Linked DNA regions of Homo sapiens: region 1 is linked to region 2. Evidence: read pairs that join two places in POLR2A ChIA-PET (ENCODE). Cell type or tissue: PC-9. All regions are shown on one strand.

Evidence for each region. Peaks named below come from ENCODE experiments on the same cell type or tissue, not always from the same donor. Only the 100,000 strongest peaks of a DNase experiment are listed, where the experiment ranks them.
Region 1: POLR2A ChIA-PET joins it to region 2 with 10 read pairs; 2 of 35 experiments call an interaction of 5 or more read pairs at or near these places.

What each region holds. Positions count from the first base shown.
Region 1 is chr17:75,188,127-75,190,626 of GRCh38, forward strand. No RefSeq gene overlaps it. Among named protein-coding and RNA genes, the nearest start is that of SUMO2, 6.4 kb to the left of the region's middle. In PC-9, no CTCF peak of the experiment used is centred here; a DNase peak (open chromatin) is centred at 1,345; H3K27ac peaks cover 666 bases.
Region 2 is chr17:74,931,537-74,934,036 of GRCh38, forward strand. It overlaps OTOP2 (otopetrin 2), which reads left to right. Exons shown (of 7, transcript NM_178160.3): 7 at 1,839-2,376. The coding sequence ends at 2,009. Among named protein-coding and RNA genes, the nearest start is that of OTOP3, 3.1 kb to the right of the region's middle. RefSeq lists an enhancer at 1-212. In PC-9, no CTCF peak of the experiment used is centred here; no DNase peak of the experiment used is centred here; H3K27me3 peaks cover 591 bases.

The DNA.
Region 1 (2,500 bases), 260 kb after region 2:
TGAGGTCAGGAGTTCAAGACCAGCCTGGCCAACCTGGTGAAATCCCGTCTCTATTAAAAAGATAAAAATTAGCTGGGCATGGTAGCAGGCGCCTGTAATCCCAGCTACTCGGGAGGCTGAGGCAGGGGAATCACTTGAACCCGGGAGGCAGAGGTTGCAGTGAGCCGAAATGGTGCCACTGAACTCCAGCCTGGGTGACAACACAGCGAGACTCTGTCTCAGAATAAGTAAGTAAGTAAATAAATAAATAAAAATACAAAAATTAGCTGGGCATCATGGCGGCTACCTGTAGTCCCAGCTACTCAGGAGGCTGAGGCAGGAAAATCGCTTGAACCCGGGAGGCAGAGGTTGCAGTGAGCCAAGATTGTGCCATTGCACTCCAGCCTGGGCGACAGTGCAAGACTCTGTCTCAAAAAATATAAAATAAAATAAAAAATAAACCAAAAGAAGTTTCTGATACTCCCTGGTTCCTCACTAATCATCTGCTTCACAGGATATGACCTATGCGCCCTTTGAGAACTAATCCAAATTAACCACTCTATAGCCTTGTTTCTCATCCTGAAGCCTCTGCTTTGGTCATATTCAATCACTTGGGGTTCCTAAATGTTCTCTCTCAACTCCAAGCTTTTGTACGTTGTAGGCGTTCGAGGATTCACTGAATGAATGAATGAATGAATGAATTGAAACTATCAGCTGGTTGCAGTGGCTCATGTCTGTAATTCCAGCACTTTGGGAGGACAAGGTGAGAGGATTACTTGAGCCCAGGAGATTATGGCTGCAATAAGCTATGATTGTGCCCCTGCACTCCAGCCTGGGTGACAGAGTGAGACCCTACCTCAAAAAACAACAAAAATAACCTATTACTGGGCCAGGTGCGATGGCTCACGCCTGTAATCCCAGCACTTTGGGATGGCGAGGAGGGTGGATCACCTGAGGCCAGGAGTTCCAAGATCAGCCTGGCCAACAGGCAAAACCCTGTCTCTACTAAAAATACAAAAATTAGCTGGGCATGGCGGTGCATGCCTGTAATTCCAGCTACTTGGGAGGCTGAGACAGGAGAATCGCTTGAACTCGGGAGGTGGAGGTTGCAGTGAGCCGAGATTGTGCCACTGCACTCCAGCCTAGGTGACAGAGCAAGACCCTGTCTCAAAAACAAAACAAAACAAAACAAAAAAACCCCATTACTATGTGTAAGATACTATGACACTGGAGATACCAAGAAGGGGAGACAAAATCTCTGACTCATATAACTTATGATTGGGGGAGGAGGAAATACACAAGAAGTGAAAGAGAAAGAGAACCAACAATTGTTGAGTACCTGCCACCTATCAAGCACTAAGTGGGACATTACTAATGTTAGCTCATTTTCCTCTTACACAAATGATTGCAAGCAGGTGTAGTAGTTATTTGCTACTCTCAAAGGGGTTAAGTAAACATGCTATCACATAGCTAGAAAGTAGTGTTAACTGAGCTCCTGCTGTGTGCTAGGGAAAAGACAAAGAGATACTGGCCGGGCACAGTGGCTCATACCTGTAATCCCAGCACTTTGGGAGGCTGAGACAGGCAGATCACCTGAGGTCAGGAGTTCAAGACCAGCCTGGCCAACATGGTGAAACCCGGTCTCTACTAAAAATACAAAAAACAGCTGGGCGTGGCAGCAGGCGCCTGTAATCCCAGCTACTCGGGAGGCTGAGGCAGGACAATCACTTGAACCTGGGAGGCAGAGGTTGCTGTGAGCCGAGATTGCACCACTGCACTCCAGCCTGGGCGAGAGGAGCAAGACTCTGTCTCAAAAGAAAAAAAAACCCAAAAAAAACTACCTGACAACCTATTACACTAAATTACAAAATCACCTTCAGGCAAAGGAGGAATTTGTATAAGATGCTTGTTCGGCCGGGGGCGGTGGCTCACGCCTGTAATCCCAGCACTTTGGGAGGCCAAGGTGGGAGAATCACGAGGTCAGGAGTTCGAGACCAGTCTGGCCAACATGGTGAAACCCCATCTCTACCAAAAATACAAAAAATTAGGTGGGCGCGGTGGCAGGCGCCTGTAATCCCAGCTACTTGGGAGGCTGAGGCAGGAAAATCACTTGAACCCAGGAGGCGGAGGTTGTGGTGAGCTGTGATCCTGCACTGCACTCCAGCCTGGGCGACAGAGTGAGACTCCATCTCAAAATAATAATAATAATAATAATAATAATAATAATAATAATGCTGCATGTTCAAGGCCGGGCTCAGTGACTCACTTCTGTAATCCCAGCACTTTGGGAGGCTGAGGCAGGTGGATCACCTGAGGTCAGGAGTTCGAGACCAGCCTGGACAATATAGTGAAACCCCATCTCTACTAAAAATACAAAAATTATCCGGGCGTGGTGGCGCACGCCTATAATCCCAGCTGCTCAGGAGGCTGAGGCAGGAGAATTGCTTGAACCTGGGAGATGAAGGATGCAGTGAGCTGCGATCACACCATTGCACTCCTGCCTGGGCAACAAGAGCGAAAC
Region 2 (2,500 bases):
TTGGAACAGTGTCAGGAAGTAGCGGAGACCAGTGTTAAGTGTGAGCGGTCTGTTAGCAGAGTGAACTGGGAAGGAGGGCATCTACAACAGCCACCCCCTCCCTAGTGACTCAGCAAAGATTAAGAACAACAGACTTGGCCGGGTGCAGTGGCTCACGCCTGTAATCCCAGCACTTTGGGAGGCCGAGGCAGGCAGATCACAAGGTCAGGAGTTCGAGACCAGCCTGGCCAACAGGGTGAAACCCTGTCTCCACTAAAAATACAAAAATTAGCCAGGCGTGGTAGTGTGCGCACCCTATAATCTCAGCTACTTGGGAGGTTGAGGCAAGGGAATTGTTTGAACCCAGGAGGCGGAGGTTGCAGTGAGCTGAGATTGCACCATTGCACTCCAGCCTGTGCAACAGAGTGACACTCTGTCAAAAAAAAAAAAAAAAAAAAAGCAATAGACTTCACCCAATACAAATATATTCTCTGTATAGAAGTACCCCAGGGCAGAAACACTGGTAATGAAAGTGCATACCAATAGGAAAACACTCCTGGTGTTTCTAGTACAACCCAAGACAGAAATGGCCCAGTGGGGGCTTATTATTACCTCTGATATAGAAACATGTACCTATGTGGGTACATCTCAAAGAGAAAAAAACAATTCTAATGAAGTTTCACTCAATAGAAAAACAATCCTTCCAGCTAGAACCTCCAATAGAAAAATATCCCTAATATAGAAAATTACTTAATGTGGGTATATCCCAGGACAGAGCAAGAGCCCCAGAGTGAATTCTACCCCATGAAATCCTACCTGCATGAGGTACACCAGTGGCCCTAACTAAGAGTCATTCTTAGTGAGGTCCCACTGTGAAGGGCCATCCACCAGGTCATGGTCCCCATAGATGTGGGATGATGCCACGCAGGAGCCTTCCAACACAATCAATTTCACTTAAAAAAAATGTGGTCATCAATCTCTGACCCTACCAGCAGAATCATTAAGGTCCAGACCTCAGCATGTCTTGGAACGTCTTTGGTACCTGGCCCCCTGCCCTCTGGCCCCACCTCCACCTTCCACCCAGGCCTGGCTTATAGGCTAGGGGCCACCTTCTGGGAGGCTATTCTTGCTCCAGGCATCTGAGCCTAAATCACCTCCAGTAGCATCTTCTCCATCTCCTTCATTTTATAGGACAGAACAGGCTTAGAGGGGACTGCAATGTGCCCAAGGATGAAGTTAATCAGGGGTAGGGGTGGAGCTAGCCTAGAAACCTTTGTTCTTTGCTTCTTACCCACACCTGAATCTTCTGAGCTCCTAGCCAGAGAGGAAGCAGGATTCCAACTTCCACTTCCTCCCACTCCTGGAAAGGGAGAAGGGGATGAGGGGAGAGCTGGAGGGCAGAGCTCAAGGAGGGCTGGGGTGGGGTGGCCTTCTGTCTGAACCCCAAACCCCTGCCTTGAGCCTATCTGATTCTGCCACCCCCACCCCTGTGCACAAAACCCCCCAGGACAGAGCTGCTGATTTCACTGTTTGTACCTCTTCTTCTAGAGAAACCTCTTCTCCCCTCCCCAATCCCACATTGAGGCCCTGCTAAGATTTTGGGAGAGGTGATCACAGGTGTCCATGAGGTGGGCTAGCCTAGGGATGGCGAATTCAGTTGGGCTCACTTCCTGAGCCCCTTAGAGTGTGCTAGGTCCTGTCCAAAATGCTAGAGCTGCCCATTCACTGACACCCAGCCCTCCGTGTCCACCAAGCTAGAAGGATGGGCCGCCATCTAGCCACGGCCCAGCAAAACCCACAGAAATGACCCACAGGCATCCATCCAGGCCAGCTCCTGAAATGCTCCTCTCTCCACACAGCTGTGGATCATGCCTGCCTTCGGGGCCCGCCCTCATTTCAGCAACACAGTGGAGGTGGATTTCTACGGCTACTCCCTCTGGGCGGTCATCGTCAACATCTGCCTCCCTTTCGGCATCTTCTACCGCATGCACGCTGTGTCCAGCCTGCTGGAGGTCTACGTGCTGTCCTGAGGCCTCCAACAGAGGCATGGGGGGCAGGAAGAGGGGGCTCAGCTCATGTGCCCACTCAGACACCCTCTGGGAATGAATCCCAGCTGGTGCCATATGACAGCCCATTTCCTTCTGGTCCCAGAGTGGAATTTTCACAAAAGTTATTTTTCCAGGTTCAATTTTTAAATCACAGTCAGGACAGGCCCATCCACCCCAGTATGACCGTGGGGCATGAGGTGACTGGGGAAGGGAGACCTCTCCTGGCAGCATTTCTAGGACCCAACAAGATCTGGAGGTGCCGGCTCTGGTTCCATCTCTAATCCCCTGCTGTGGCCTGGCCAGTGTACTGCCCGGAGCTGGAAACCAATAAACCTGTGATTTGCCCCCATCCCCACTGTTTGTCTCTGTTGTCCCGTCTGAGGTGGTCACAGGAGAGGATCTTGGGAGTCAGAGCGGGAAGGGCCCCTGGAGATTTTCAGGTCTCAAGTTTTGCAGTGTGTGAGCAAAATCCA